Linked DNA regions of Mus musculus: region 2 is linked to region 1. A link is a loop called in an ENCODE intact Hi-C map of the cell type or tissue named here. Cell type or tissue: heart. All regions are shown on one strand. Links, peaks and the distances in the headings refer to the core of each region. The heading gives the core; the rest is flanking DNA.

Region 1 (16,500 bases), core at 3,105-11,104:
TGGTAGAAGCTAGGAGTGACCTAGCTAGGCAAAAAAGTACCTGTACTCAGAGACTCGCCACTACATTCAAACCCCTTCATTGCATCAGGCATGTTCCTATGTGGCTCCTCTGTTTCCTCAGGGGCCCCTGTGCTAAAAGCTTACAAATCTATACATTTTGTTTAAAAAATGCTTTAGTACCTTGAAAGAATCTAATTTTTAATGTATAACAAATAGGGCAGAGAATTTCACTTCACTTATTCTATGACACAATTTAATATGTATCAATTTCCAGGTTTTTAATTTCCTGATTCTTATTTAAGGGGGGGGGGGGAGGCAAGAACACAACAGGAAATCTACCGCCTTAACAGATTTTGTCAAAGACTCAAACTCAAGCCTTGGCACATGCTAACAAGCGTTTGACCACTGAGCTACACACCCCAACCTAAGACTATGAACCACTCTAAAGGACCGCGTGGCATCACTAACTATAGGCATATCTGATTGGCAGCTTCTCATTTCCCCCGCACTCCCTTCCCTGGGTACCGGAATCCATTGCTCCCACTTCTATGCATGGAATGATCGATTTCACATTCTTCAGAAAACTGGAACCATGCAGAGGTACCCCTGCTTCTGGGACCAGCGTATTCCTCTTAGCACACTGTCACCAAGCTCCCGATAGGTCTTCTTATAACTATATCATTTCTGCCATTAAAGGCTGTGCACATCATATTTTCCTTTCTGCTCATCCTCCGATAGGCTTTTAGATTATTCTTACTTCTGGAGGGCTGTCAAGCACGCTGTGATGAGCACGGCAATGCTGACACCAGTTTGGGACCTTTACTTCAAAACCTTTGGATAAATACCCAGAGGTGTGATTGACAGTCGTATGGAAGCCCTACACACAATTTCTTTTTTTTTAAATTTGTAGTTATTTAACGTGTATTGGTGTTTTGTGTGTGCACTCACTATGTGGATTGGACACCTGGTACACACAGAAGCCAGAAGAGGACATCAGATCCCCTGGGACTAGAGGTACAGATGGTTGTGAGCTACCGTGTGAGTACTGGGAATTGAACCTGGATCCTCTGAAAGAGCCAGGTCCTCTTAACCACTGAGCCATCTCTCCATCCCCCTTTGTAGTTTTTTGAGGATACTCCACTTTGTTTCCCTCTGTAGCTAATTTATATTTCTCCATGGCACCATCATGACGCATCTGTGTTTACTCTGTATTTATTCACACTTTTATAACAGTCATCCCAGCAGGGGCCCAGTCTTTATGCGCATTTCCCTGGTAACTGGGGATACTGAGCCCTGGGCTTGTTGCTTGTCAATTTGACAGGGTCTAGAATCACCTGGGAGACATGCCTCTGCATTGACTTGCAGGGAATTTTCCAGATTGGGTCAACTGATGTGGGAAGACCCACCCTACAGCAGGCAGCACCATTCCGTGGGCTGATGAGAAAGAAGAAAGCAAACTGAATACCAGCATCTGTCTTTCCCAGCTTCCTGATCATGGACACAATATGACCAGCCACCTTAGGTTCTTGCTGCCATGACTTCACTCATGGACTGTACCCTTGACATGTCAGCCCAAATACATTGTTTCCTCATGACATTGGTTTTGCTGGGTTTCTTTAGCAACAGGATGTAAATAAGACAACCCTTCTCATATCTCGGCTGGCCATACTCTGTGTGTGTGTGTGTGTGTGTGTGTGTGTGTGTTTGCATGAGTGTGGGTGTGCATGTATATTCAGGTTCATGTGTATGAGTGTGTATGTGGAGGCCAGAGGTCGAGGTCAGGCACCTTCCTTGGCCATTTCACTTGAGCCCAAAGTTGATTGGTTCATCTAGTTTAGCCCTGCAGTTTGCTTCAGCAACCTCCTGCTTCAATACCCCCAGTCTCTGTGATGACTGGGATTGTAGGCATGCGTGACAAGTGATTTACCCACTCAGCTGCCTAACCACTGTGTAGCAAAGGGGTCTATGCAGAGCCTTTGCTTAACTTTAGGAACTAGGTTATGAGTTGTTTTTCATTGCTGGCTATAGGATTCAGGACCTCGGACATGGCAGTGAAACCCTGCACTCCTGAGCCACCTTTCGAGCCCAGCTTGCCAGCTCCTTATATTTAGGAGCTGACTTCTTACTCTGAGAGCATTTTCTCTTTTCCCATTTAGTTTTCCCGTCTCATAGATCTGAGCCGTCCCCCTACTCAAACAAGCTCCACCTGAGGAAGTCAGAAAAATGTTACAGAATGAAGAGACCAAGCTGAGAGAGTGGTTCTCTTCACAGGTCTAGATATGAGTTTGCTCATCTCCCTGCCTTAATGTCAGAGAGAGAGAGAGAGAGAGAGAGAGAGAGAGAGAGAGAGAGAGAGAGAGAGAGAGAGAGAGAGAGAGAGAGAGAGAGAGATTATATGCTTGAAAACTGCCAAGTCCTCTCTTCACAAAGCTTTCTAGCCAACAGGTGGAGAAACATCTGAATGTGTATACAGCAAGATGGTGGGAGAAATTCTCAGATGTGTTTTCTGCTTGGAGAATTTTGGAATTAGAATGGTAGGGAAATGCAACTCGGGTAGCTCGGGGCAGGAAGAAAGATACCAGTCATCTTCCTGAGGAGGGATGGTTGGGGAGAAAGGAAGGTTGAAAATTGTGGTGTCCTGGGGCACAGTGAGCCTTACTGCAGAGGATGTGGCACCCATACTCTTAGGGGTGTGGCACATGTGGACGCCACACCCCTAAGAGGGGAATGACTGAGCGGTTATCCTTCCTGATGTCCCCATAGTTAGTTTAAGGTGCACAAAACAAATTTAGTTTGAACACAACAAAAATAGAAACAGATGAACACAAATGGCTATAATTAGGACCGGTTACATAATTTGTGGGCTGAATACAAGGTAAAGATACTAGGGTCCTCTCCATACTCTGCATGCACTCTACCAAAGGAAGAAGGCAAACACCGAGCCAGCTACAGACTCTTAGATCTACAATGATACAAGTTAAGACCTAGTGCTGGTGCAATAATGGCAAAAACATGGTGGAAGTATCCAACCACAGCACTGGTCTCAAGGCCCATTCCAGGAGATGGATCCCATCCCCAACACTGCTGGGGTGGCCAAGAATCTGAAACCACACAGGTCAGGAGCTGCTAAAAGAACATAGTCACGAAAATGATTCTTAAAGTTATTCTGTTATACTCAAAGATCAGTGTCTTGCTCAGTCATCATCAGAGAAGCTTCCTCCTGCAATAGATGGGAACAAACTTGGAGAGCCACAGCTGGACAATGTACAGAGAGGGAGGGACCTTGGAGCTCTCAGCCCTAAATGGGAGGTCTCCATCAAATCACTCTTCTCAGGGTCCTTTGGGTAAAGGAGGCAGAAAGAGTGTTAGAGCCAACGGGGATGGAGGACAGCAAGGACAAAAGGCCTTCTAGACACAGCAGGACTGACATACATCTGAATTCACAGAGCCAAGTGTGGTCCAAGCGCTGAGAGGAGTAGACAGGCATCCTGATTCCTAACCCAGAATCTGTCGCCCAGGGACAACTACACACAGATGAAAAATTAGTTCTCTCCAATGGGGTCTCCCTGGGGAGACAAAACACACTTAAGGGCAGGCTCCACGCCCAGGAGTAGCTGTGCAAACTCAATGGCATCTTTGGAGGTTCTTTGTCTCACAAAGATTTGATAGAGCATTTTGTTAAAATTCCAGTTTCTCTGCATGTATTATGGCTTCTGGGTTTTGTTTTTATGGAATCCCTGTATGCACAACTCTCCACATCCATATGTGTTTCTTGTGCTTTTTCTTTGTCTCTTTTTCTTCTGTGTGTTTGTTTGATTTTGTCTTTATCTTATCTTATGATTCTTTAGATGTCTGTGTGTATTCTAACAAGAGACATCAGATATGGATATGCAGTGGGGAGGACCTCAGAGAAGAAGAGGGAGGAGAAACCATATATTGTAAGGAAAACATCTATTTTCAGTAAAAGAAGATGGAAAAAAATAATTTAGTAAATTACTACCCCCCCAACCTCGTGTTGGCTGGTTTTGTGTGTCAACTTGATATAAGCTGGAGTTATCTCAGAGAAAGGAGCCTCCCTTGAGGAAATGCCTCCATGAGACCCAGCTGTAAGGCATTTTCTCAATTAGTGATCAAGGGCGGGAGGGCCCATTGTGGGTGGTGCCATCCCTGGGCTGGTAGTTTTGGGTTCTATAAGCAAGCAATCTGAGCAAGCCAGGGGAAGCAAGTCAGTAAGTAGCATCCCTTCATGGCCTCTGCATCAGCTCCTGCTTCCTGACCTGCTTGAGTTCCAGTCCTGTCTTCTTTTAGTGAACAGCAGTGTGGTAGCGTAAGCTGAATAAACCCTTTCTTCTCCAACTTGCTTCTTGGTCATGTTGTTTTGTGCAGGAATAGAAACCCTGACTAAGACACCCCCACATCTCTCTCTCTCTCCTACACACACACACACACACACACACACACACACACACACTTGTAAGGCCCTTTACCTATAACTCACTAACAATTCCCTTATGAGCACGTAGCCAGAATCCACTGGGGTCAGTGTACACCCACAAGCTAGCCTTTGAGAACATTAGGGAGAAACTTCAAGTGTTTATTCATACCTATCCTCTTCATCATGATAACCACCCCATATTTTCACATAGGAAATGTCACCTTGAAGAACTCTGTACATATTTGCTAAGCACCACACTTGGGGCTTTATATCCATTTATTTCAGCAACTGTGTGATCTAGCTATTTTTAAAAGCACTTATCAATACAAAACAAAAGCTAAGAGAGGTAAAACATTCCTGAAGGAAGAGCACTCACTCTCTTTGTGTACGGAGGTGGGTATTATCAGTCTTGATGATCACTCCTGTGTATCCTTCAACAAGCTCTGCTACAGGGCATGCTCAGTAGTGACCTATACATGGGTGAGTCTGTATTTTTGGGCTTGCCTTTGTCTGGGATGTGAAGGTCCAGATTCTATGAGATCAGCCTGAGGGTTTGCACTTTTAAAGGAATGAGTGGCAAACTGGAGTCAGGTGTGCTGGTTCCATCGTACAATCCTAGCCCCTGAGTGCCTGAGACAAGAGGACTACCATTGATTCAAGGCCAATCTAGTGAAATCTAGGCCAGCGTGGCCTCCAGTGACAGAAGCCGATGAAGTAAACAAGCCAACAATGGTCCACAGCCCTGGAGTGTGAAGGATTGTGGGTCAGCATCATCTTCAAGGACTGTGGATCCCTCGGGGTCCTTTGCTGATGGCCTTGGGTAAGGACATGGGATGAACATGGGGGAAGCCAAAGGCCAGCCCTCTCAGAGCTGTGTCTTCAACTTAGGAATATGGCGAGATTCTCTGATTCTTATAAGAAATTATACAGAAGAACTGAATTTATTATTTTTTTAAAAGCTATTCATTCTTCAGGTCCCACATTGACACCTGATATCTTCTACAAACTTTCTATTCATAGTTTTCGAAATAAAGGCTTCCATGAGTGTCTGTGTACAAGTTCATCTCTACTCCAAAACCAATCTCTGGCTCTCAGTGAAATCCACTTTCCCCATTTAGAAGTAAAAACAGCCATGGTCACAACTAAACATCAGCCTGATAGCAAGAACCAGTTGGAATTTGAATATTTACTAAAACCATATCAATTTTTGTTAAAAATTTTTTTAACCTGCTTGTCCATTGCCCCTCTGATGTTTTGCTGGAGGGAGGGCTGCAGAGTTGCCTGGGCTTCAGTCCACCCTCTCATCCTTTAGTGGCAGCTTTGCTCACACAGGTCTGTATGTGGGACCACCATGTGATTAATAGCCTGCCAACTGTGCCCATTTAAACACCTTCCCTACATTATGTCTTCCTATGTTTATTTGTTCCTGATTTTTCTCTGATCCTTATTGTTCTCCTCAGCAGAAATTACCTGCTGTTAGGCTCTGCTTCCTAGTCCCAAGCCTGGTGACTCTATCCCACTGTGTCTTGTTTGGAGAATCTGTGGTTAAATGGAAAGTGGGGAAAAGCCAGTCGGAATTAAGTAAATAAATGGCCAGAAGGATTGGGCACAGGTTAAGAATCCTTCGGTAGTTCTTTCTTCTACCTAACTTCCCATTCTATAGCCACACTTGAGAGAGAGAGAGAGAGAGAGAGAGAGAGAGAGAGAGAGAGAGAGAGAAGCAATACAAAAAGAAATCAGCACCCACACACTGGTATGCCAGCTGTTACACCAAGCAACTGGTCCATTTTCTTGTTCTGCTGAACAATGGATCTGTATTCAAATACTGACAATTATTTTGTCAGTTCTTCGACAATTTAATTCATTAATTAATTTACCTAGTCCCTTTTCTCGGTGTGGCTAGCCATGTCTTGTCAATATCTCGTTAAGGTGGAGCATGGGACAGCCTAAGGACCCTAGGCTGGCTGCCAAGCTTGCAAGAGGCTGGTGCTCAGCTAATGAGAATGGTTTTCTCTGCCTACAGTGGAGCTTGACTTTACTAGAGGCAGGAGCCACAGAAGGATGCTAACAATGAAGCTTTCAACTTGTACTGAAGAGAAGGGGGCTCACCCTGTGCCTACATTTTAAGGGGTTTTGGTCTTGGCACATCACACCCTTGTCATTTGCCTTCTGAACAAACCCTGAGATTTCCTAGGAACATTAGCATCTTGGTACACTGAAATCACAAACCCTTGTACCTTTAAAGGGGCTATGGAAGATTTAATCACTTGGAGAAACAACCATTTCATTGCTAGGTGATATAGCACGCACGCGCGCGCGCGCGCGCGCGCGCACACACACACACACACACACACACACTCAAAATGACCAAACCAAATCTGCTGCATGCATTTGTACTTGCAAAGGGTCCTTTCCTTTGAAGGGGTGATAAAAGAGGGATAGACACACCGTGCTTTGGTGTGGATGTCTGTATCCCACCCTTTCCCCCATCCCTACCTTCATGTGCAAAGCCAGCCACTCTCTCCTCATCTCATATCCATTTCCTAAGCCAGGTTCCCAACTCTCCTCTCCAAGTCCAGCAAGCATTTGCACACAGCAAAGCACTATACTCACAATTTGAGGGTGTGTAATGCCGTTGTGTATCTAATGGGAAAACTGTTGCTTTCCTTCCTGTTCAAGGCGGCAGTGGCCTCTCAGTGCAGCTGGGGAAACTGGAGAGGAGGAAGTCCTTCCATACCATGCACTGCGTGGGGAGCTCCATTCCCCAGGAACCAGGGTGCTCCCAGACAGCACCGATGGGTGTTTGACACGTGTCTCTGATATCAAAGTCAAACCAAGAGCCATCAAGAGGGCAGATCATCTAAATTCACTGGTGGCAGGAAGCTGTGTTGCCGGACATGTAGAGTCATATCCCACTTAACAGGGAAGATGCTACAGACATGGATTGGAACATACCCACCAGACCCTGGTTCACCTAGTCCAGCAGTTAGCGAAGGTTCCGAGCCCTGGATAACTAGACCACATATGAGCTCTGCAGCCGGAGCGTCTTTTCTTTTGCTGCCTTTTAAAATAAGTGCTGGATGTTTCTTGCTTGGACAAGACCTCTGTTCCATTGCATCAGACACCCAGTAACAGGATAGCTTTAACCACTGTGAGAATCAGAAGCCCAGGCGGGTCACAAGTGAAATGCTCTTGGCTGCCAATTGAGATTGACATGTGCTGTTGTCAGGAACATCACACTGTCCAATTTGGCCAAATTGGCAGGCTCAAGAATAATCCAAGGTACAGTCTGTCAAATGGAGAGCTAAGCAATGAGCCCTTGGGAATGACAGGCAGCTCCATCCCTGTGGGTTAAAACACCTTTGTAATTGGAAATGTTTAAAAGGAGTTTTAGTTCGAGGTATTTGGTTTTGTTTGGACTCCGTTTGTCTTGTGGTAGACCTGTTTTTAAAGCACTTATGTCCAGAATACTACAAAGAGCTCTGCATGGGGCATTTTTAGCAGGAATCCAAGAGTATATAGGGTGGGAAGGAAAGGTGTCAGGAGGTTTCTAGAACTTGCTTGGAAGATCCTAACCTGTAATAGCTAGGCAATAGCTTCTCTTTGAGGCCATCCTTCTGTCCGTCTGCGGGTCTGAGGAGCCTAGATGCTCTAATTGAAAGCCTGTGTACTCAGCAGAACACATCACTCTACTGTTAACCCCAGCTTCCTGCAAGGCTGCCTCCTAACAGCTCTGTCCTCTGCCTGTAGGATGTGCAGGCAAGTGGAACCATCACAGGCACGGAGTGTGAAAGGCCGCAGCCTTTGTCTTCTCCAAGTTCTGTCTGTTTCAGAGGCTAACACGCAGCAATTAGTCTAATTAATGTGAAACAATGAGCTGTGTTACCACTTATCAAATTGATTGTTCCCCTATCAAAACAAAACAGGCTGGCTTTTTGATGTAATTTCAAGAGATGATTTGAAATGTCATGTTACTGCAAGCCAATTACGGTATGACTGGAGTCACGGTCAACAGAATACATAATTAGCATGAGTTTGGGAAGGCTGCTTAGCCCTGGTATGTTAATTAAGCCTCTTTTGTCATAAAACAAAAAAGGTTGCATGGGAGGGTTTGAAATAGGTGAGTTTTTTTTTTTTTTTAATTTACTTTTCTTTGTGCTTATCAACTGGAGGCATGACTGTGCAGAAGAACAGACCGTTTTTAATTCCACTACTACAAATTAATACACAGTAACAAGGTCACCGGTGATGCCCAGGCTGTGGACCATCCACCTCATTCTAGTCCCGCCCCCTGTGTGGTATTGCTCCGGAAGTGAAATGGAGCTGGAGGGATCGAGAGTGTAAGAGACATCAAGATCCTTGAGCTAACCTCTAATCCTCTTCCGGGGGACTCAGGGATTGCACAGCACTCTGTTGGCAGGGGAATTGCATCCAGGTATCATCTTTCTGTTGTTGTCTTAAGAATTGGGGAGAATAAACCTATCATGAGATGATGACTCAGTCTTTACCTCCCTGAGGTACTGAGGGGATGCGTGCCAGCTAACCTGTGGGCTTGGACAGAAAGCTGATCTGTAAAGCCAGGGCTCTGTGGGGAACTCTGTCACTTCGTCTTGGTCTCAACACAGGGTAGGTTCCCTATACTTGATGAAGGAGTGAGTTCCATAGATTTCTTGAACTGCAATGCCTGCTGGGAGATCTCAAGTCAGTAACAGACCAGTAAGAGTCAAGTTCGTAGCCGCCTCGAGCTTTAGATTCTGCTTCATGTTTCAGTATAGTAGGGACTGGCCTGGAGGTTTCTAGCATTTTCTCTGGAGGCTTCCAGTATTTTCTCTGGACCCTTCTAGCTTTCTGGACAATCCTTACTTTTCATTGTCGGTATAAAGGCACATAGGAGGCTCTTTCAAGCTTCCCACCCTTTCTGTGAGAAATGCATGGATATTTTGCCTAGGAATTGTTTTCTGGAGGTTGGCTATGCTTTGGTGTTACACTTATATTGGCGTAGTCCCCAGTAGTCAAAAAGGGGCTTGCGATATGCCTCAGCCAGGACAGTGCTTGCTGCACAAACCCAACAACATGAGTTCAATTCCTGAGACCTACATGGAGGCGGGAAAAGAAAACTGACTCCACAAAAATTGTGCTCTGACTCACACTTCCATATCACAATGCACAAAAAATATGTAGTTTAAAGAGACAGAAAAGTGTTACATGCTGTTGGAAGATCATCAAGTTTAGTCCGGACTTTCTGACCAGTTTTGTTTCTATTTGTCAACATAGTGTTTGTTTGTTTGTCTTAATCTCTGTTCCCAATGTGTATTAATAAAACATTAATGAGTAAGATAACATTGGATGTGTTGTTTTGTTTTGCTTTAATTTGGGGGAATTTTATTTGTTTGTTTGTTTGTTTTCCACAAACAATGGATGTCTAGCTTTGGTCTCAAAGGGAAAGGAGGATTGAAGCAGCGCTCACTACACTAGGTAAGGAAAGATGGTTCCTAGCACCTGCTTTAACTTTCCAGCAGCATCTTTCTGTCCCTTTAGCCAATTAAAAGTCATCATGACCCCTGACTGCAGCGCTCCAAGGAGGGGGAGGGGAAAGAAAACCACAGTGAGTCTGAGCACCCAAGAAGCATGTATGGGGTGGTTAGGTGGCTCAGGAGATCAAGGCGCTTACTGGCAAGACTGACCACTCAGCTTCAATCTCTGGTACCCATGTGGTAGAAAATAGCCAGGTTCTGCAGCTGCCCTCTGACTGCTGTGCACATGTGTGCTGTGGCCCATATATGCCTCCAATAAGTAAATAGGGAGACAGACAGACAGACAGACAGACAGATGGTTGAAAAAGAAGCTTGCCTCATTAAGTACTAATGAAAGCCAACCATCATTCAGTGTTTGTAAGTGCTCAGTACATTATAGCTCTCTTATACTCCAAAAACTACAGAGGCTCTGTAACAGTCAATGGCTAAGTGTATTATCTAGTTAGATAAAAGAGAAATGTACTAAATTCATGCCCGGGCATGCACTAAGTGATGGGAGATGCCTAATTAACAGTCAAAAGTTCACGAGTCTCTAAGTTGCAGGAAGCCTTCGACAGGCGCTGCACCAGCCCTGAGGGACTGAAAGGGGTTTCCTTCCACGGAGGTGCCTTGTTAGTAGAATTTAGAAAGGCTACCAGATAAGCTTCTACGTTTTTGGGTCAGTGCTGCAAAGGGTTTGGAATTCTCAGTGCTTGCTTGAGGTCAGTGAGCCAAAGCTAAAGCGTGACTATGGTGTGAGGGGCCACCACCGGCTATGAGATCCATGTACTCAATAAGGTGAGACAAAGTCCTCATAAAATTGTGTGGATGGAAAACTGGTCTCTGGGAACTAGAGATGTGTGTGAGTTATAGTGAGTAGTTGTAGGTGGATCTCAGAGTTTTGGGTTTTTTTTTGTTTTTTTTTTGTTTTTGTTTTTTTGTTTTTTGTTTTTTTTTTGAGTTTTTTGAGACAGGGTTTTTCGTCCTGGAACTCACTTTGTAGACCAGGCTGGCCTCGAACTCAGAAATCTGCCTGCCTCTGCCTCCCGAGTGCTGGGATTAAAGGCGTGCACCACCACACCCAGCTGGATCTCAGAGTTAAAATCGGGAGATTGTAGCATCCATCTGGGGTGGGGACAATCCATGCTGTGGTCTCCTCTCTGATGTCCTTTTCTCCTAGGTCAGGTCCGATTCTCACCATTGGTTTGTGAAGTGTTTAGTAGCACATCAGATCCTGTTTGTCTTCAGTAGGCACGCATGTGTGCACTCGCATGTGTCTATAGGTATGAAGCCAGAGAGCAATCTCAAGTGTTGTGAGTCTCCTTTGAGGCATGCTCTCACCCTGGCCTGTAGCTCATGAAGCGATAGGATGTCTAGTGAGCCTGAGGGATCGTCTGCCTCTGCCTCTCAGTGCTGGGGTTACAGTACAAGCTACCATGTAGTCTCAGAAAAACTCTGAAAATAAGGAGCAGTGGTGCACGAGGGGAAGAAACACAATCTTAAGAGACACAGGCTGGAAAGCCCCAACTGCAGTTGATATAGACAGAATGGGGTATGCAAAGTACTGCTCAGCAGTGGAGTGCTCTCTCTCTCTCTCTCTCTCTTCCCCATCCCTCTCCCTCCCTCCCTTCTCTATGTATTCCTCTATGATATAAGTATGCTACATGTTTTCTACATAAAACCTGTCTTCATGCATCTTACTGTTTGGTGAATAAAGCCAATTGCATTCTTCCCTTTCATGGTACTGCACACAGGGCATTGCATATGTTATTAAGCTCATAATCTATCCTGAAAGCTTCATGACCAGTCTAAAGGCTTCAACACAATAGATACAATATAAATATCATGGGGCTGCATTTACTACACATGTGCAGGTGCCCCTAGTATCCTCAGGTAATAAAATCAGAGGTGCTTAGTTCCCCTATACAAAACATCATATTTGTGCATAACAGGGGTTTCCAGCCATCCTAATGATGTGACCCTCTAATACAGTCCTTCATGTTGTGGTAACCCACATCCATGAAATTATTTTGTTGCTACTTCATAACTGTAGTTTTGCTTCTGATATGGGTTGTAATGTAAATATCTGATACACATCATATCTAATGTACAGTACGACCCCCTGTGGGGTTGGAACCCGAAGTTGAGTTGGTGTCTATCCATGTATACCCTGCTATTACTCAAACAAATATCCTTTAAATACGAGGCCAGCTCTGTGCATAGTTATTTTGCTGCTGCTGTTTGGGGCTAATGAATGAAGTGGGGGAAACCTCTGCATATGTTCCTGATAGACATCATTTTTACACCAAACCTTTTGTATCTCTGGTTGTTTGAATAGTGATATCCATGGGTACAGAGGGTTGTGTATGTCATATATATATATATATATGTGTGTGTGTGTGTCATATATATATACATATATATGTATACATGTATGTACATATCTATCTCTTTTATATACACAAGTATATAAATATATATCAGCAATAAGTTTTATAAAGTGCCATTTAGCAAAAGACAAATAAAAGATAATCAAGGAAACTGAACTATTACCTCTTTTCCATAAACCTGAATAAAACATATAAGTTTCTTAGGTTTTCTTTAGAGACACACACACAAATAATTTAAAAAGTGGGGGGAAGAGAGAGAAGAAAACAAAGTAATAAAAAAATGAGATACCTGATTCCTCTGTATGTGTGTGTGTGTTGGGGGAACAGGGGAGAAGCCATATTCTACTAAGATTTCTCTTTTAAATCTGAGGCAATGGCTACTCTTGAGGGAAAATGTTTGGTGTGGGAGAAGACGGAACCTATCAAATAAAGTGAGATAATATTAATATTTCATTTAGTACTTATCATCTCTTTATGATGATGAAAAGACATTATTATCACATTTTTTAATTCTAACTCACAAAAGTGGCCAATCTTCCACATTTGTAATGGGCTACAGCACAAGAATCTTAGTTTACACAAAGCTCACACAAACCACTCAATATTTTCAATATCAATGTAATGACTTATGATTTTAGAGAAAAATAACAAGTCTCAAAGAAAATTCCATAGTTACCTCTCACCTGTCCTATTGGTCATTTATGTATGGCTACATTTCTGCAAAAGAAATAAAAAATAAAAAAATAAACTTTCTGCATATTCATTATGAAGAAGACAGACGATAATCAGAAGGAGAGATAGCAAATTTTTTTTTCTTGAGGATAAGACTCTCATTGGTTGAACTGCAGCATCAGCCAGGCAATTTTACCATTAAGTCAGCAGAAGTGAGTTCTTACACGCTACGCCACTTACTAGCGGAGAACACCAGGCAGAGGGAAAAGAACACGCTAGAATAAATTGTGCATTATTTCTGGCATTAGTTAAAGGAACTGAGCATTATAAGAAAAAAAATACAGTACCATTGATTTTTACAGGTGTTTAATACAGATAAGCTGAAAAAAGGGTTTCCATTTTAAGCCCAGCGATGGCTAAAGATGCATTCAAATATGTTCAAAAGCAATCTAAAGTCTTCTAAAATGGTGTTTAAGCTATTCAGGCAAAAATGTAAATAGTTTTTGTCGTAGTACTGGGGAATATAGAACAAAAGCAGGGCCCAGGGTGCTGGCTCTGGCACAGGGCAGGCCACTGTCAAGAAGGGGGTCATTAAAACAGAGGCTCTACTGTTTATCTGCCGCCTGATCACAGGCTACTTAGTAGAAACATTACTACACTGTCCTTAGGAAGGTAGACAGAGTAATTACCCTACGTTGCTCTCAAGAGGAGAAACAAACACCCACCCACCCCACCCCCCAAAAACCAATCCGGCTAAGGAGTCAAGTATATGCTTAAGAAAGGTATTAGACAAGGAACTGAAATCCAGTATTTTAACCTTGTCTGCCTCCAGCTTATTTCTTTAACATAAGAAAGATTAAAAAAATACTAAATTAACATATTTAAGTGTTTTCTAAAGGTCCAGGGGGTCCTGAAACGTTATGGGACACTGGGATGGATCTCTGTGGAAAAGCATATATTAGGTGCATGCTGAGCTCCATGTCCAAAGCGGGAGTCAAAGGCGTCACTAAGGTGATTTCTACATAGTGGCAGAACAGAGCTTTTCTCCTGTCTCAGTAGGGGTGCAGGGCATCTCCTGGAAGTGTTTGTGGTACCACTGTTCTGACAGTGGTCAAGAGAGCAGGGCGCAACAACCACAGAGGCGCAACATCCACAGATGCGAAGAAGGATCGACAGTTCCTGTTTTTTCCTCCTTCTTTATTACAGGCAATTGCCATACACAATGGAACTTTTCTCCCTTAAAAATGTATAGCTGTCCCCTGAGAGGCACTGCCAGAGCCTGACCAATACAGATGTGAATGCACCCAGCCAACCATCAGACTGAGCACTGGCACCCCAATGGAGGAGTTAGGGGAAGGACTGAAGGGGCTGAAGAGGTTTGCAACCCCATAGGAAGAACAACAATATCAACCAACCAGACCCCCCAGAGCTCCCAGGGACTAAACCACCAACCAGAGAGTATACATGGAACGATCCATGGCTCCAGTTGCATACGTAGCAGAGGATGGCCTTATCTGGCATCAATGGGAAGGGACAGCTTGTTGCTGAACATAAGGGAGCACTAGGGCACTGAGAAAGGAGTGGGTGGGTGGGTGGGTGGGTGGGTGTGTGAACACTCTCATAGAAGCAGGGGGAGGGAGAGGGGATAGGGGCTTTGTAGAGGGGAAACTGGGAATGGGGATAACATTTGATATGTAAATAAATAAAATAAACAATTTTTTTAAAAAAGAAAAAAAAATGAACGGTGATAACTCTAGCGCAAACATAATCACCAAACCACACAGCACACAGGTCTCATTCGTTGTGGATGGAACCTACAGTTTCCTACATGTGGAGCAAGTATTCCACCACTGAGCTCCAGCCCCAGCCCTCCTCTTCTTCTTTTATTAATCATTTTATTCATTTATATTTCAAATGATATCTCCCTTCCTAATTACCCCTCCACAAAGCCCCTATCACCTTCCCTCTCCCTTCCTGCCTCTATGAGGGTGCTCCTCCACCCACTCACCCATTCCTACCTTACCTCTCTAGCATCCCCTCACACTGGGGCATCAAGCTTCCAGAGGACCAAGGACCCCACCTCTCATTGATGTCATATATGGCCGTCCTCTGCTATATATGTATCTATCCCTCCGTGTATACTCTTTGGTTGGGGGTTTAGTCTTTGGAAGCTCTGGGTGGTCTGGTTAGTTGATATTGTTCTTCCCATCGGGTTTCAATGTCCTTCAGCTCCTTCAGCTCTTCCCCTAGCTCTTCTATTGGGGTCCTGATGGTTGGCTGTGAGTATCTGCATCTGTATTAGTCATGTGCTGGTAGAACCTCTCAGGGAACAGCCATATCAGGCTCCTGTCAGCAAGCGCTTCTTGGTAAAGCTCTCCCACCAGCTCTCCTCCGTGACCTTGACGGGACATCATCAACTCTTTCCAATATCTCAGGGGACCTCATTCCTACTGATGTCACAGCTCGTGTCCTTACACAAACAAACAAGAGGGATCACAATTACCCCAAGCCTCCCTAGTCCAGACTGACCAGCATAAAGTTAGTGCCCGTTTTCTACGCTGAACAGCTTCAAGGGAAGGGCTGACTACATAAAAATAGAAAGAACTCTACAGGCAAGAACATCACCTTTATAATAAACACCAGGACAATTACAGAACATCGTGTTAACTAAGACAAAATAGAGCACCCAGCTGAATGGCTCACCACAGAGATGCACAAGCTGGCAGAGTGACCAGATCTCAGCTGGAGGGGTTTATGGACGGCGCCTAGTCACTAAAGGATCCCGTGAGCGGTGGTAGCTGACTCATGCACTGGAGATGCTGGGAGAGAAACCCCATGACTCACATAGCTTTGCCTGTTAAGCACATGACTCAGTCAGACAAGAGCCGGAACAGGAGATCAGCGGCCATGCCAAGCCTGTTGAGTGACACTTGTGGACACACCAAGGCTCAGCTGTGGGTGTCTCAGAATTTTCATACATAGGAGGTCTTCTAATGCCTTGTGTTATCAAGAACAGTAAATTACTAATAATTTAGGATTTTAGATACGTTTGTAATTGCAGGCCAGGGATCCGAGTCACCTCAGGATAGGTGAAAATATGTATTACATAATTGTAATGAATATTGATTTTTATTCTGACATAGACGAGGATGTGAGATCACAGGCTATAAACTTTGAAGCCTGGAAATTGAGGCTTCACTTCTTACCTGACTCAGCAGCATTTGCTCAGTCATTTGACTGCCCCAACCTTTAGGTAGCTCATCTGTGAGAAAAGAAAAGAAAGAGCAAAACCTGCCTGTCTTCAGCTTGCTAGAGACGTGAGATGCTCAGGCAGGTAGAGTTGAATGACAGTGTCCACCTGTGCTTCCGAACTACAAGGACACCTGTGGCACATTCTTTAGTTTTAGATGTAATGTGTGCTGTATAGAGGAGAAATTATTTAGTAAATTCATGTTATCTTCTTTGTGTGTTATGTGGTATGTTTTGTGTG
Region 2 (16,500 bases), core at 4,185-12,184, 82 kb after region 1:
GTGTGTGTGCTCTCAGAGTTCACAAAGGGCATCAGGTCACCTGGAGGTGGAGTTACAGACAGTTGTGAGCCATACAACATAGCCGCTCAGAACTGAATGTGGGGCCTCTGCAAGAAGGACAATGTACTCTTAATCGCTGATCCATCTCTCCAACCCAATTTTCTAACAATTTTTAATGTTATTCTTGTGAAATGCTGTTTTGAAATGCTCTTGACTTTAGTATTTATTCTCATAATGCCAACATAATATATTCTATTTCTTAATCAATTTTGGAGATATTCAATCAACTGATTTTTAATCTTTTGAGAATAATAAGCTAAATATGCTGAGGAAAATTTATTATTAAGAATTTAAGGCATAAATCTACAAACAAAAAATTAGAATTCTCAAATATATTTTCATGTATAATAAAAATTTCAATGAAAATAATCTGTTTGGGAAAGATAAAAACACTGCTGATCTGTTATTATTAAATTCATACTGAGATATTAATTGCTTTTAAATATGCTTTCTCCCTAATTTATAAGATAAAAAACCTAAATATTAGTTAAAACAGAGTTAGTCTGCAATGAGCCATAGGGAAAAATCTCTACAATACAACATAAAAGAAAAACTGCATACATTAAACTAGGAAAGTTCAAATGTGTCTTCTCTTATGTTCATTAAATAAGTCTCATGACGAGTATGGAGAAATGTTGCCAAACAAGATCCTGGCTAAGAATTATTTAGGGTAAACTTTTGTAAATAAACTCACAATATTTTCCAATACATTCTGTAATTTTCTTACTAAATCAAGGCCTCCAGTTGTATGAGGGCTACAGAAAGCAGATTGCCCTGAAAATTACACATTTGTATCACATATGAGGAAATTAATTATAATTATTAAGTAGTACCAGCTCTCAAACGTCACCTTCTAAAGAAACTACCAGGAGGCAGAGCTTAGGCTTAAACACTTGCTGCTCTTGCAGAGGCCTGAGCTGGGTTCCGAGCACCAAGGCCTAGCAGCTCACAAACACTTGTAACCCCCTGGTACCCTCATGTGTCCTCTTCAGACATGTGGACACATGTGCACTCCCCCCCATACACACTCACACACGTTTAGGTAGTAAAAATAATAAAATAAATCTAAGAAGAAAAAGAGAAAGAGAAGGAAGGAAGGAAGGAAGGAAGAAAAAGAAAGAAAGAAAGAAAGAAAGAAAGAAAGAAAGAAAGAAAGAAAGAAAGAAAGAAAGGAAGGAAGGAAGAAAGAAAGACAGAAAGCAAGCAAGCAGATGTGCGTTCTATCTTCTCTGCTCAAGAATTTCTCTGCTCAAGAATGACCACACAACTTCCTACGGACTTCTGATACTACAGAGAAGTGTATATAAGGAATGGAGTCAGAGGTGGGGGTGTTGACAGAGGAAGGGCAGAAACAAACCAATGATGACAAAATTTTCCCCTGTGCACCTACAGTCCTCATTGGCAGGTTTGCATAACTTCTGCTGCTGCTTCCTACACATCCCCAAAAGGAGGGATCAATTCTGTCATCTAGGTGAAGGAAAAGAAAACATAGGGCTAATCACAGCTGATGTGGAGGAATGCAGATGTGCTCTGCATAAATGTATTGAAAGGGGATAAAAAGTTATAGACACATTCAAGCGAATGTTTCAAGGGGAATGGGGATTTATTGCATAAATCTAATAGGAAAGATGTGTTATGAACCATCTGGTAAGTGACTTATATAGCCCCATACATTAACATCTGTTGTCATGTTTTCAAAGTACAGAATTTCAAACCTGGGCTGATGAGCCCTCTGCATTCAGTGAGCCTGCTATGCACAGATTAAAACAAAAAGTCCTACAAAAAAAATGGCTTTGAGCTGACCTCTGAATACAGTTCTATAGTGCTGTACAACTTATCACAAGTACACACCAAACCCATGCCCCCATCCTCTCTCACAAGCATGTGAGAGTCTAATGAACCTTGAAATCGGAATCACCATCTGGTAGACCAGCCACTGAGATTTGGGGTGTTCCGGGGACTCAGGTGATCCAGGTTACAGCTAGACAGCTGAAACATTGTGATGCATGCTCTGGATTCCTCCCTTCCTCAGAAAACATACAACCGGAAGAGTGTGTGTGTGCACTGAATATATGTGTATGCATGTTTGTGTGTGTAGGCTTGTGTGTGTGTATGTGTGTAGGCTTTTGTGTGTGTGTGTGGTGTGTGTGTAGGCATGTGTGTGTAGGCTTGTGTGTGTATGTGTGTGTGTAGGCTTGTGTGTGTGTGTGTGCACGTGTACACGTGCACATGAGTGCATGAATGCATATGTGTGTGACTGAAAGTACACTTATACCAAAGGATGAGTGTGGAAACCAGAAGGCGACCTCAAGTGTTAGCCCTCACACTGCACCTTGTTTGACACAGGGCTTCGTGTTGCTCACTGTCATGTGGAGTTGCCCCTGAGCTTCTGAGGATGCTCCTGACCCCACCTCCCATCCTGTTGTAAGAGTCCTACCATTACAGGTATATGCTACCATATCCAGCTGTGTGTGGATTCCGGGGATTCAAACTCAGGTCATTACATTTGAGGGGCAAATGACGTTCCCACTGAGCCGTCTTTCCAGCTCCTCCGATGACAAATCAGGACGCCACTGAAATAGAGGCGAGTGCTTTGGGAGGAGGAACCTTGCATTCAGAGACTTCATGTGAGTGATGTCACCACTGTTGTGAGAATGTCTGGCATGAGCCCCTTAGGAGAAGGAGGCTCTGCTTTGTCTCCTGGTGTCAGAGGTTTCAATCCACATGACCCACAGGCAGCAGGGCAGAGCAGCTTGCCTCCTGGTGGCCAGGAAGCAGACACAGAATGCTTGTGCAAGGCAGTTTTCCTTGCCCTGTTTGCTTCCATACAACATCCTCTAGCCCCTGCAAATGGTCCCCCGCCCACATTCAAGGTGGGTCTTCCTCCATGGCCCCCACAGACAAAACCCTGGGTTGTGCTCTCCTGGAGATACTTAACCCAGTCAAGGTTATGATCACAACTAACTCCTAGCTGTAGAATACCTAAGGGTTTTGTTTTTAAGATTTGGGTTGGTTTTGTTGTTGTTGTTGTTTTAGATTTATTTATTTTTATGTGGATAAGTGTTCTGCCTGCGTGTATGTTTGTGTACATTCTGTGGTGTCTGGTACTCACAGAAGTCAGGATAAAGTGTTAGGGCTGAGTACCGCAGAACTAGAGTTATAAATGGTTGTGAGCCTCCATGTAGGCGATGAGAAACAGACTGGGCTCCTCTGTAAGAGTCCCTAACCGCTGCTGCTGGCTCCCCAGACTGATAATCTTATTTTTAGTTCTGTATATGTGTGTAGGTAGGGTAGGAAACACCTCTCTCTCTCTCTCTCTCTCTCTCTCTCTCTCTCTCTCTCTCTCTCTCTGTGTGTGTGTGTGTGTGTGTGTGTGTGTGTGTGTGTGTGTGTGTGTGTGTATGTGTGCCACAGAGACCAGAAGCATTAGATCTCCCTGAAGCTAGACCTATAGGCAGGTATAAGCCACCAGATTTGGGACTGGGAATTGACCTTGCATCCCCTCAAGAGTAGTGCAAACTCTTTACCACTGAGCCACCATCCCTCCAGGGCCTGGGCAAGGATTTTTGATAGAAGGAAACCATGCAAATCCCACTGCCATGGATGTACACAGCAACATTCTAGTACATTCTAGAACATTCTAGAACAAACTGAAGTCAGCGCCAGTCCCAGCAAGGCTACTAAAATGGAATGACAGGAGAATGACATTGTCCAACCTAGAGAAGCCAGGCTATGAGGCTCTCTAGATGACCTAGAGAGACGGTTAGCTTTCAGCAGGAGCTGGGAACACGATGATCGTTCCCAGTGGTGAGAGTGGCTGGAAGGGGGCAGGCCTTGAGCCAGGGAAACAAAGCAAAGGCTGAGGAACAGCTCCTCGAGTCACAGGAGGCTGTAACACCTCCGAAACAGACCATGCATCTATCTCTAGACATCTAATCATAAGACATCTAATCGTTCTCACAATCTGTCAGCTGTCAGAGTCCAAGAGGCAGGAATACACGTTTATATTTTTAGGATTTTTTTTTTTAAGAAAGTCACACGTTTGAAATCACTGTCCAAATGAAAACGATGCTAAGAGCAGCAGCCAGTGCTGAGGGACATCAGCCTCCTTCTTCCCTTAAAGCATTCGGAGTGTGAAGACCCTGCTAAGAGAATCGCTGCCCCATAGGCATGCTAACTTCTCAGTGTGTTTCTGAGGTGCTCTGACCAACATAACTGTCATGATCCATCTGCTTAACAGAGTTTCCACACACTGCTTGTAGAAGGGGGGGTCAGTGGTGACCAAAGGGAAGGAGAGAAGCCTGGAAGCTCAGCAGAGCAGCGTGGACAAAATGGTGAGCTCCATACCCGCTCATGCCCAATGAGTCTCAGTTTCCTGTTTCAACAAAAGGTCCCCGTAGTCCGAGGCTCCATCCAAGGCAAGTTAATGGGCTGCTGGCTGCCAGTCCACCCCGCCCCCCCAGGAGCATCATGCACATAGAGGGGCACAGTCAGTTCCAGGTAGTTACTGTGAAGAATATCAGTGGAAATAAGGATCAATGGCTGACACTACTACAGAATAGTAATTTCTTAATTCTTATTCAAATCTGGCAGGCAAGCTAATATAACTCGATCTGAATTGGCCATGTGATCCCGATGGCATCCCGCTAATGGGCTGTTCACTTAATTTATGTAATTTTTAAAAATTAAATAGCCATATTTTAAATCCCCTCCATAGTCCTTTAGAAGGAAAGTACGCATTTAAAAGTTACAATGTCTTTATAAATCTCCGTGATCCAAGTTCTTGCCTTGTTGACTACATTGCCCTAAAATTTTACTTTCTTGTGAGAAAAATATTCCAGAGTATCATCAGCAAATCGTCTAAAGCTCTGCTGAGGGAAACTAGGATTGTCAATTTGGGTTAGGACAGAAATATAAAGCTGTGGCTTAATGGCTATATAGGAAGATTGCAGCCCGCTGCCCTACAGACGCTCATGCCAAAAAGACAGGCAGCGGAGCAAGTGCTACATTCAATAGCCGACAAAGTCTAATTCATTTTTGTACACCCAAACGTTGCACCAGCCATTGGTAACTTTATCTCTACTTAAATATCTACTTCCCTGCCCTGGCCTGAGTATGAAATGGCTTCTGGAAACTTCCCCGAGCTTCTCTGAGATCAGTCTGTGCAACAGTCATAAGGGCATCCCACGCACTACTAATGCCTTTGCTGCTTAGGTCTGCAGAATCCGGACTTGTTGTCTTTGTTTTCTTCAGTCTGGGGCACTCTCATTTGGAACCTTCCTCCAAGAATCAGAATTAAAAATTGGACATTATTCTCCTGGTTGGACATGTTTGAAGATTGACTCTCTGCTCTCTATCCTGATCTCTTTTCTGACTATATGAAAGCTTGTATCTGCTGTTATGGCGTATGAGTCATCCTGTAGCAAGTTAATTGTTTTTATTGATATAAACGATAGCTGTACAGTTGGGCAGTCAAGAAAGAGATTGGCCACAGGCCACAGGTTTTGGTTTTGAGCTGCAGGAAATGGGGTAGAGTCATATAGGTTGTGTTCAGCTGGTCCTTTCCCCTCAAAAAGAAGGAAGATCAACCACTCCATTTGAAAATTCTGCTACAGGCTAGTGAGTCAGCTTAGTTGGTGAAGTGTTTAGCATGAAGGCACAAAGATTTGAGTTTGACCCCCAAATCCCTTTAAAAAGCCAGGTATAGTGAGATGTGATCTGGAGAGGTAGACACAAGAGGCCTAGGGCTCCCTGGCCAGCCAGACTAGCCAAATTAATGGACTCCAGGTCCCATAGTACCAGGGGCCTGGGGACCTGATACATGTCAGCCTCTCCCTTCCCCATTCAGATATGTGTATAAGTATATATAGAAATGACACATTTGCACACACATGTGTACACACAGAGAGAGAGTTACCTACTACAAGTGGGGGGAAGAAGTAAGGACATGGTATGTGGTTCAGAGGAGGATGCTGGGTACAAGAAAGAGAAGAGGTTTATTTATCTAAACACGAGAAGAAAAATCTATGCATCCATTAAATATGTGCCCAATTAATCGTTCATTAAAATACATGGTAACTATAATCTACAGAGCATGTGAACCTATGTTGTACAACGCATGCAAAGGATGTTAATCTATGCAGATACATAGATGCGCACACAGGTACCATTAGGCAGATGCTCAGATGAGCCATCAAGGTTGTCTGGACAAAGGGGACTTGGCAAAAAGGGGCGTGAGGGGCAGGTAGGACAGAGGGCAGCATTAACTTGAGCAGTTTCATCTTCTCCACCTCTAACTTGGATCTCCAAGCTTCTGAGTAAGGCTCTGTGGAGGAAACTCCCCTCCCCAGCCACTCTTCTCCTCACTTGGACTTCCCACTATGCCCTAGGCCCTTCCCACGGGCCCTTTCTCTCATCCATTGCTGTCCCAATGCCATTTCTCTCCACCCATTTACCCTTACTGTGTCCTTAAAGGCAAGCCTATGTTCTGTTCCTAAATAAATGCCTTCCTAGAGAGTCTGTCTCGCTGTCTGTGGCCTGATTCTGGTTCCTTGACCTCTGCCTCATCAATAAGCCAGCATTATAGATTTCTGAATATATTTATTAGTTCATAATTATTTTGAATTCCCAGTACGCCCAGGATGGCTAACCTCTGTGTGAATGGCCAGCCAGCTACGCATAACATGAATCCTTCTCCTTCCTCCATATCAACCAACCTGACGTTTATCTACTACATCTTGAGACTGGTTTTTACATTCTTCATGAAGTCACGAGTAGCCCCATTGTTTTTTTTTTTCAGATTTGAAAACTGAGGACCTAGATACAAGTGTCACCTGCAGTGCCTGACATCACTGAGTTAGAAAGTACAGATTCAAACTCAGCTCCAGACCATCCCAAAATCTAGGCTTTGCATGGGCCACCTGGACCCGTGACATCAGCAGTACCCTGCATGGCAGCAGCAGTACCCTGCATGGCAGCAGCAGTACCCTGCATGGCAGCAGCAGTACCCTGCATGGCAGCAGCAGTAGCCTGCAGGTCTTTTCAGCTACATGCCAGTTTAGAAAAAGTAAATTTTCCTAAAGTAGCCAACTGCCACCTCTCACATTTCTTCCTTCTTAGCTTCCAGGAACTTGTTGAACTAGAAGTGGCAGCACACAAGCCTCATGATCCAAAGATTGCCTATCCTTGTAAATATCTGATTTAGGTCAGGAAAATATGAGTAGATTGACTCGTGATCAATAAACAGGACATTAGTTTTATACAGAGATAATGTCTAAGGTGTGCTTGTTAAGCTCTTGGAATTACTTTACTTAAACTATGATTTTAAGAACAAATTAAGAGCATAGGAACCACAGCTCTTTGGGGAACCCACCCTGCGTTTCCAATTCCAACACAAAACTCGCCTACCCACACACTCTACCCACATGCGCTGTACAGTTGTGCTTCATGCAGAATGTTCTCCACCCCTTTCTTATGATCGCCTAGATTTCCCTCTTCAAATAAGCCACAAGGGACTCTTCCCTGCTGAACTCTCTCAAAAAAGACACACCTACCTTCATTCACATCTCGCCACAGACGTATTATATCAAAACATGATACGGTTCCATCAGAGCCGTAGCAAGTAAAGTTTTGCACATTACAAAGTGGTTGTGGTATCTATTTAATACTTTTTAAAAACAGAATAAAGTAGTCACTGTGAGGCATCTGGTCGACTTCACGAGTATCATCATCATGGTGGCTTCTCTGTCTGACTGGTTAAAGAAGACAACCCAATTTGTAATTGATTTTTTTTTAACACTAAACAACTAATTTTGTCTCCCCAAAAAAGCTCTAGGCTTTATTAACTGGGTGATCACAGTTTGCTGGGGTCCTTTCATCAGATTAGTCTGCAACAATGCAATTCTCCCTGATTTTACTTCCATTTCAAGAAGGGCTTTCCACACTTCCTCTTACCGAGAAAGGCGGCCACTCTCCTCTAATTTAGGGGCTTTTTCTCGTGGCAACAATTTATTATTACAGCTACTTAAATTTCTAATCCAATTCTGGGCATCCTTTATTTCCGATTTCCTAACACTTCATAAGAAACGTATTATCTCCACACTCATAGCAGCTGCTTGCTCTTAAAAACCTCGAACAGTTTGCTCTTCTCCAGGAAGACAAGTTTCAATAGGGATAATCCACTAAATTCAGAGACTTTTTGGCTTATTTCTTGGTGATATTTATTCATGGTCTTCATATTTATACAACATAATAAGTCTCAGTGTGTTGATGACAGTATTAAGGTCTACTTTTTGAAAGTACTTTTCCTTCAGGAAGCCTGGCAAAATGAATTCACTGTATTTCTACTGTTCTGTATTTTGCTCTCAGGACTGTGGGATGCACACAGACACTCATGAATGCCCACATAAAAACCTCAGCTCTGCAGAACCAAAGAAATATTCTGCAGTTAGTTCCTAGCGCCCAACTTAACATCTGCCCCTCGGAGGAACAACAAGAGGGTGGCAAATGAGGGTGTGAATAGAGAGCCAGAAATAGAGCTCCGGAGATCAATAGAGGAGCTGAAGGAGCGGGCACATTCTCCAGGGCCCAGCTCACTGTGTTTCTAAGTGGATCAGAGATATGATCCTCAGCCACTGTGAATGGAAAGGAAACTGGATTCCATCAGAGGGAGACGGCAGCGCTAATGCAGTGAGGTCATGCTGCAGAGAATAGAAGAGGAATGAAAAGCCACCCGAGGGATCCTAAAATAATCTCTCCCTAGCACTCCCCTCCAAGGAAGAACAACAAAAGGCCAGAGAGAGAGAATTTAAGTTTCAAAACTGACCACTTAACTTTTCCCCTGCTACCTAGGGAAGTTACACCCTGAGCAGCCATAGCTTCATCTCAGCGGGTTTCTCTAGGAATGTAATAAGCGAATTGCTGACAGCTTTGTAGTTTGGAGGGAGGGGAGTCAAAATGCTGACTCTCTACACTGACAGACATCCAACGGAGGTGGCCCTGACACAGGGCTCCCACCGACTGCTTCTGAGAAGGCTGATGAAGCACCAGTTTCAAGCCCAAGGTTCTGGGCAATGGTCTTTGCAGAGGGCTTTTGCACGTGCTAGGCACACTACAGTAGCTTTCCTCTGCAGAGAGCAACTCAGCAGTCTGTCAATCAAAGGTCCTGAGGCTGACAGATCATGGACACCCACGACTGACCTTGCCAGGCCATAAGGACAAGACAGATATAAAGTGGCTGACAGTAAAAATCTCCAATGAAATAAAGTCAAACAAACTATTTCCAAAAGGAATTTCTCTATTGTGGCTACCTGTGCTGACCTATGGTGCAATATCCTCTGCTGTACATCTAAATTACCAGATAGCAATGGAAATGGTGTCAGGAATCAATAGGCAGTACTGGTGACTTCAGTTTTAGACAGTTCCATAAAGCAGGTATTCAATGCTTTCAATGCTTTAGACTGTGTTAGGGCAACCCATTCATCCATTGGCCTTGCTTCCCCGATACATCAATTCCTAATAAAGCAGGAGGAAGGCCCCTGTGAATTCAAGTAAGATTATGCAAAGCGAATAGTTATTTTATTGTGGATAGAAAGTAAAAGGGAAATAGAAGTGTTATTTATCATTTGACAACACTCAAGTCTGATGTGGAGACAGCCTCGTAGGCCAATTGTGGAAAGTCGCTTTTATCACTGTGTTAAAAACTGATGGTACAGGAAATAGTTGATAGTTTGGGGAATTCTTAAGTTACATGATCTTCACCTTGTGAAAATTATCTATCTGCTAATAAGCCTAAAAACCTTCCACTAAAATCCAGCCAGAAGCTACATAGGGATTGGGGGTGTATAAGCAACCAAATACAAGTACGGTTTTCTTCTTAAGAACCAAGTGATCTTCAAGGGGAGTCTTCTAGGTAGCTGGACAATTACTGCATAATTAGTTATATGACCCCTATATCTTCTCTTGTTGGGCTTGAAATAAAACCCAGTACAGCAGGTGCTTTCTGGGAAATCCCACTGTAAAGGAGAATATATTCATTCACTGCCTGACTCTGAAAGTGTCTTTCATTGCCCAATCAGACATATGGAAGGGTCAAACTGGAACAGACAGCCTGTGGTCTGGAACTCAACTTGTAGATGTCTTATCTTGACTACATAAACATGAACAAAATGTCTCAGTTTCTTTTTCTATTGCTATGATAAAAAACAACTTAAGGGAGGAAGAGTTTATTTTCACTCACAATTGTGGGTTACGGTCCACCATGGTGAAGAAGTCAACGCAGCAGCAGTTTGAAGAAGCCACTTCTGTAACCACAAGAGAATAACAACTGCATACATGCTGGTGCTTAGCTAGATTTCTCCACTCTTGTACACTCCAGAATCCCCTGCCTAGGGAATGGTTCTACCCACAGTGGGTACATGTCTAGGGAATGGTGCCACCCATAGTGGGTATACTTCAGCATTCCCTGTCTAGGGAATGGTGCCACTCACAGTGGGTGGGTCTTCTCATTTCAATATAATCAAGATGATTCCTCCACAGACATGTCCAGATGCTGATATTTGAGTTAAATATAGATTTTGTTAAGTTGAAGATAACACTAACCATCAACCAAGTACTGAAAATTAATATGCATCCATGCACACAATATAAACAAACACACAAAACTGTGTGTGTCTTTCTCATGACTTCCTTTACAAATCTGTGTCCTTGTACACAAAACGTCCAGTTACTCCTACTTTCTACCCTTAAACCTTAGAGTTGTAACTTTCTAGGAAAAAAGAAACAATAAAGGATGATTACACAGTCTTATTTGGGCAAAAGCGAACATATGGGTATCAAGGCCAAAAATATGGATTTCAAGATAAAGCATATGGATGCCCATATGGAAAAAAGGTTTCCTGGCCGGGAACTCTGCTGTTGCATTTTTTATGCCTATGTGAATGGTACAGTTCTTCCCTTCTGCCTAACAAGGCTGTCTGCAGACAGATTATAATGTTATAAATTCACATGCAAATTTTACAAAATGCTCCACTGGTATCTTTATTAGATTTTTTTTATTCTCTTAATCCTTTCATCACTTAAAAGCTCAACAAGTAAATAGATTTTTAGCAAAACGGCGCGGCTTATTCCAATCAATCCTATGGCTGATCTCTCCATTATGCTCAGCTAATAAATTATAGTTTTTTCAGAATCTCAGAAAGAAAATTTCTCCTGACATGCATTTGCATGTACAGAGTATGTGTTATCCTGTAGAGATCTACTATGATCATGGGTGAGACTCCCTACTTTGGTCTAGGCTGGCACATCCTTCATGGCTTTACTGTGACCATGTGTGACCCTGCTTTGGTCTAGACTGGCACATCTTGCATGACTCAACTGTGACCATGAGATGTCCGCTTTGGTCTAGCCCCCAGCCACTTCCTTATCTTCATCACTTTCCATTCAGGAGCAGAAAGACACATGAGGACAGCCACACATGAGCTAATTGGAGACAAATTCTCAGTAAATTTCCATCTTAATCTCTTTTTTAAAGAGCACATACACACACACACACACACACACACACACACACACACACACACACACACATATAGTAGCTCTCTTCAAACACACCAGAAGAGGGCATCGAATCCCATTAGAGATGGTTGTGAGCCACCATGTGGTTGCTGGGAATTGAATGCAGGACTTCTGGAAAAGCAGTCAGTGCTTTTAACTGCTGAGCCATCTCTTCAACTCCCCACCCCCTCCCCCCCACACGCATCTTAATCTCTTCTTGTTTGTTTATAAAGACCATTATTCTTTAGGGGGCATAAGAAAAAGATGTTAAAAGAAATAAAGAGATGTTAAAGGTATAAGAGGTGCCCTTCGTTTTGAACCTACTTTTAAATCAGTGGACTCTTCATAATAAGGTATTTTATTTGGAGTTTTCATGTAATTTATGAACCCGAAAATATTTAGCAGTTTCTTCTGGCACTCAAAAAACCTCAAGTGTAATTTAAACCCTGTCCTCCCAAAATGATATCTTACAGTAAATTTCATGATCAGTGTGGGCACAAAGCAGGCAGCCTCTTGACTGGAGCTGCATCTGGCAAAGGTGAAGGGTCATACTTTCTGATTATCAGACCCCCAAACCTTCTATTTTTATGAGGAACATCCCCTTCTGTCCTAAGAGGCAGCACACATTACCTCCATCAGAAGCAGAAAACATACTTACCAGAGAGCTTCTTCTTGGAGATTAGCTATGGTACTTAAAGTTCTGATAATAGTTCTCCTTTTCTCAGCTACAACAGACATTGAAGGGTGGGGTGGAGTCAGAGGACCTCGGGTTGCACAAAGCAAGCCTCTTGCATTCTTCCTGAACCAAATTACATCAGTGGGATAGGAGACCATGGAGAGAGACTGAATCTAGTCAAGGCAGAGCAATCTCACGATGATCTATAGCAAGAAACTCAGCCCTTTCTCCATCCTTCATCCATGCTTGGCCATTAGAGACCGCACATTGCAGCCAGCACTTCTGAATGAAGTAATTCTGCCTCATTACCACCCACCCTGCCACGCCCACCTCTGGAACCACAAACAAAGCCTGGCTCCTCCCTGCCCTGGTTCTGCTGTTTTCTCAGATGGCCAGAGTCACCACCTTTTAGGCTGATCTTCTCAAAGATCAACCATTAACTATATTCAGTTCCTGCACACAAGAATAAAGTTCAAATTCCTTAGCTATACAGCTAACTTGACTCAAAGTCTGGTGCTCAGATGAATCTGCAAACACATTTTTTTTTCTATCATTTCCTAACAGATGCATCTAGCTCCCGAGTTTGGGTTCTTGCTATCTAAAATGTTTCCTGGTAGTTTCTTCTTTCAGTTCCACACACTAGCAAACCATTTGCCAGGACAAACCATAGTGTAAATAGAGGATTGGACAACTAAATGCACCTCTTGAAGTTAGAGAACTTGCTGTGTACACCTCAGATCTGAGCCCTCTCTCAATGATCAGCAATAATTACATTCACTACAGATCAGATTAAAATCAAAATTAAGACATTGAGGCCAGTTTGAGAGGTCATCACATAAAGGTCCTTGCCACCAAGATGACCTGAGTTCCAAATTCAGAACCCAGCTAATAGAAGAAGTAAATGGATAGTCATGAGTTGTTCTGTGACTTCCACATGACCACTGTGGCACAGAAATGTACACAAACACATACACACTCGAACACACTGAGGATGGTGGTGGTGGGGGGGGTGATAGCTTGTCAACAATTCAAGAGAGTATCTAATATACTATTAGGCTCCTTTGAGTAACTGCAAGTAAGTATGAATCTCGAAGGTGACAATAAAATTAAAGACAGAATAAGGGGGGGGAGGCATAGCGTCATGTTTTAGATGCTTCTCCATTCATTCAGTGAGGGATTTAATGTCCTAGGCACAGTTCATGCACTGGCCTTCAGTGGAAGGCCAAAGGAGCACAATGGACTTTATGGTCTTACAGAAGTAAGATTTCAACACAGAGGTAAGAGAAGTATTCTAAAAGGCCTGTTAGAAAACATTATAAGGCCAGAACGTATCCTGGAAAGATAAGGAAGCGTAACTACCCCTGTCTATGATTACCTCTAAAAGATGAGTTTGAAGGAAGAGCCCACCTTGATTAGCTCAGAGACATAGTGTACCATACTGCAAAAAAAATAAAATAAAATAAAAATGAATTTCATATTGTTCTCTCAGGCAGCATGATGTTTGATCCGATTAAAAGAGACTCTATGCTTTTGAACTGACTCAAAGCCATGGGTCATTAGACTGAGTTGGAAAAGCCTTTCCCAAAATGCACACTGGCCTCAGGTTCTACCCATACTGCCCTGAGACAGAAGTGAGTGATTTTCATTATGTTTCTACTGTGGGTGTTTCCCAACGCTAATCCCAGTTTGCCACATTGAGTATTCTGCTCCGACAATAACCTACATTCTGCTTGACTGTGGATCACCCCCCCATCCCCACCCCCGCACAAAAGCTCTAACTTGGGTGAAATCAGCAAACTGCAACCTGGCAGGAAATTCCATTTCACAGACTCAGGAACCAAAAGGTACACAGCCTTCAAAAAGAGATGCCTTGACGCCAATGCTCACTTTCTCTATTAAAGGTCTTTGGTCATAACTCCCTGAGTCAGGCCATTTGTCCTGTAAATATTCTGTAAGAGCCTGAAATCAACTAGACAAATGCAAAACGAAGCAAGCTAGCCAGTTCTTATGGTAACCTGGGCAAGTCATCTGTATTTACCCAGCCCCTCCATCAAGTGCCTGGGTGTGGGGCTGTGTTTATCTCTCTTGGGTACCACGGCAAGTCCATCTTCTCTCCTTCCTACCTTAACATTTTTTAGGAAGAAGGAAAAAGAAGAAGCTGGGGATTAGGAAAGCAGGTGGGGGAGGGAGGAAAAAAAAGAGAGCAATTACTTTCCAAGCCAGCGCATGTTCACCAGAGAACGCGGTCAAGTGGTCAGGAACAGCGCGGATGTTAATTAGCAAAGAAATGAGGAATGAACCAGCATTAGCCCTGAGACTAATCAATGGGAAAATCACTCCACACAGCCGCTTAATGAAGTAGTATACAGCTATTTATTTTTAGTCTGTTTTATCCACCACAATTCTCCACCAGCTGAAGTCCTCATGAATTAAAAAAAAAAAGTAAGTGTGTGTGTGTGTGTGTGTGTGTGTGTGTGTGTGTGTGTGTGTGTGTGTACATCTTTCCAAAGCCTGGTACAGCTATGTTCTCTACACTTGTTTTAACCCCCCTATACTCATATCTTTCAATGGCTAGGATATATCACATAAATTAGGCTGATGTGAACACCCATCCCATACAGAAAATATGTTCCATAAATTATCTTTAGGCAGATATTCATTCTAGTTGTATTTCATAAAATAGTTCCTCTTTCCCTGGAGAGGCAAACCCGATCTGATTTTTCTGAGAGTAGAGTGTCAAATCAAGGCTGCTGGTAGCAAATAAAGCCCTTTACTCAATTTCTTTCTAGCCAGGGGAAGTATTTGGAAAGCTTTTGGGCTTATTTCTTACTTTAAAAATATGACTACCATCTACCTAAGCACAAGCTTGTCGGGCCTGTTAAGACCTACTGGTGTCTGGGTTTCATTTGTTTGTTTTTTTTTTTAGGGAGCACACCAGACATATAGACAGAGTGGTAGATAATTTTGTCATTTTCTAAGAACACGGACACACACTGTAGTTTGAACAGAGGAAGGCTTTCTCTAGGAATATCTCCTTTAGTTGTGAGACAAATTTCCTTAGAAGGACGGGATGTTTGACCTCAGCGAGTTCTGGTAAGCTGAAGGGACTTCTCAATGAACAAATCTCACTCCTCAGGCGGGAAGGAAGCTTAGAGTAGCGGACTCCATCCAGTGATAGCGCGGTTCCTGAATTAGTCGGTGTATGCACTCTAGCAAGTAGCAATGCCCTCCACCATCAGACAGAAAAATGAGTGTTTATAAAGCATGTCCAGGTGGAAGTCAGAGCTTCACTCTGGACAGCACCAGACAGAGTAGGCTTCCCTGCTTGCTTTTAACTAGGGACTCAACATACCACTTCAAATAGGAAGCCTCAAGTCTTCCCAGGCTTTTGCGGAATCTAAGTTCAAGCCCTGATTTCATGTAGCCTTTACCATGGGGAATAAGGTGCAAGTCCTGGATTTCTGTCACCCTGTCAAGACCGCGGAAACATGTGTGTGACGTACACACATTCCCTCCCAAAGGTGGTCCATGCAAATGCTTACTCACACCTATAAAATCTCAAGCTAACATCTCATCAGAGTAATGTGTGTGGTCACTGTTATTGAGGAAGAAAAGGGAGTCCGGCATGCCATTGGACAGTGTCTTGTCATGGACGGAGGGCACTTGGGGTTGTGGTAATGTTTCCAGAATGCTCTATACATCCTTAGAACACAAAAACACAGCAGGAAAAACAAACACATGAAAACCTCTGCTAAACACAAACCTGGGAAAGAACAACTCCCAGGTAATTCCCTTTATAGGTTGATCTGATAGCTCCGGCAGCAGAAACAAAGCACCAAGCGCTGGGACGCCAACAGCTGGTTGGGAAATTGCACAGATTGCTAGAGGAAGCTGCAGACTAGAGATAGGTAATGAAAAGGTTAGAAATGACAGTTTAAAAAAGACAAATTACTCCAAAGACCATATTCTTTAAAGCACTGAAGCAAAACATGTTTATTCGATTTGTTTGTGTGCCTATTACGACAATGCTACTTTGGGATTCTAGGAACCCAGTCTGTCAATTTTTCAGTTTCTGCACATTCATGGTTGCTTAGAGCTGTTTAATGCAAACACACTTCCAATAAGAGATTTCATGCCCCTAAATTACACCCAGTTAAAAGCGAATGAAAATGTAAGGTAAATAACTATAATCAGCCGTATTATCTTTCTCT

What was found. Peaks named below come from ENCODE experiments on the same cell type or tissue, not always from the same donor. Only the 100,000 strongest peaks of a DNase experiment are listed, where the experiment ranks them.
Region 2: it touches region 1 in a loop (2.2-fold over the local background); 2 of 42 quality-filtered maps call a loop at or near these places.

What each region holds. Positions count from the first base shown.
Region 1 is chr1:187,910,265-187,926,764 of GRCm38, reverse strand. It overlaps a transcript of Esrrg not described here. Among named protein-coding and RNA genes, the nearest start is that of Esrrg, 79 kb to the left of the region's middle. In heart, for the core only: no CTCF peak of the experiment used is centred there; a DNase peak (open chromatin) is centred at 7,684; H3K27ac peaks cover 266 bases.
Region 2 is chr1:187,829,193-187,845,692 of GRCm38, reverse strand. It overlaps a transcript of Esrrg not described here. Among named protein-coding and RNA genes, the nearest start is that of Esrrg, 160 kb to the left of the region's middle. In heart, for the core only: no CTCF peak of the experiment used is centred there; a DNase peak (open chromatin) is centred at 8,762; H3K4me3 peaks cover 289 bases; H3K27ac peaks cover 5,020 bases.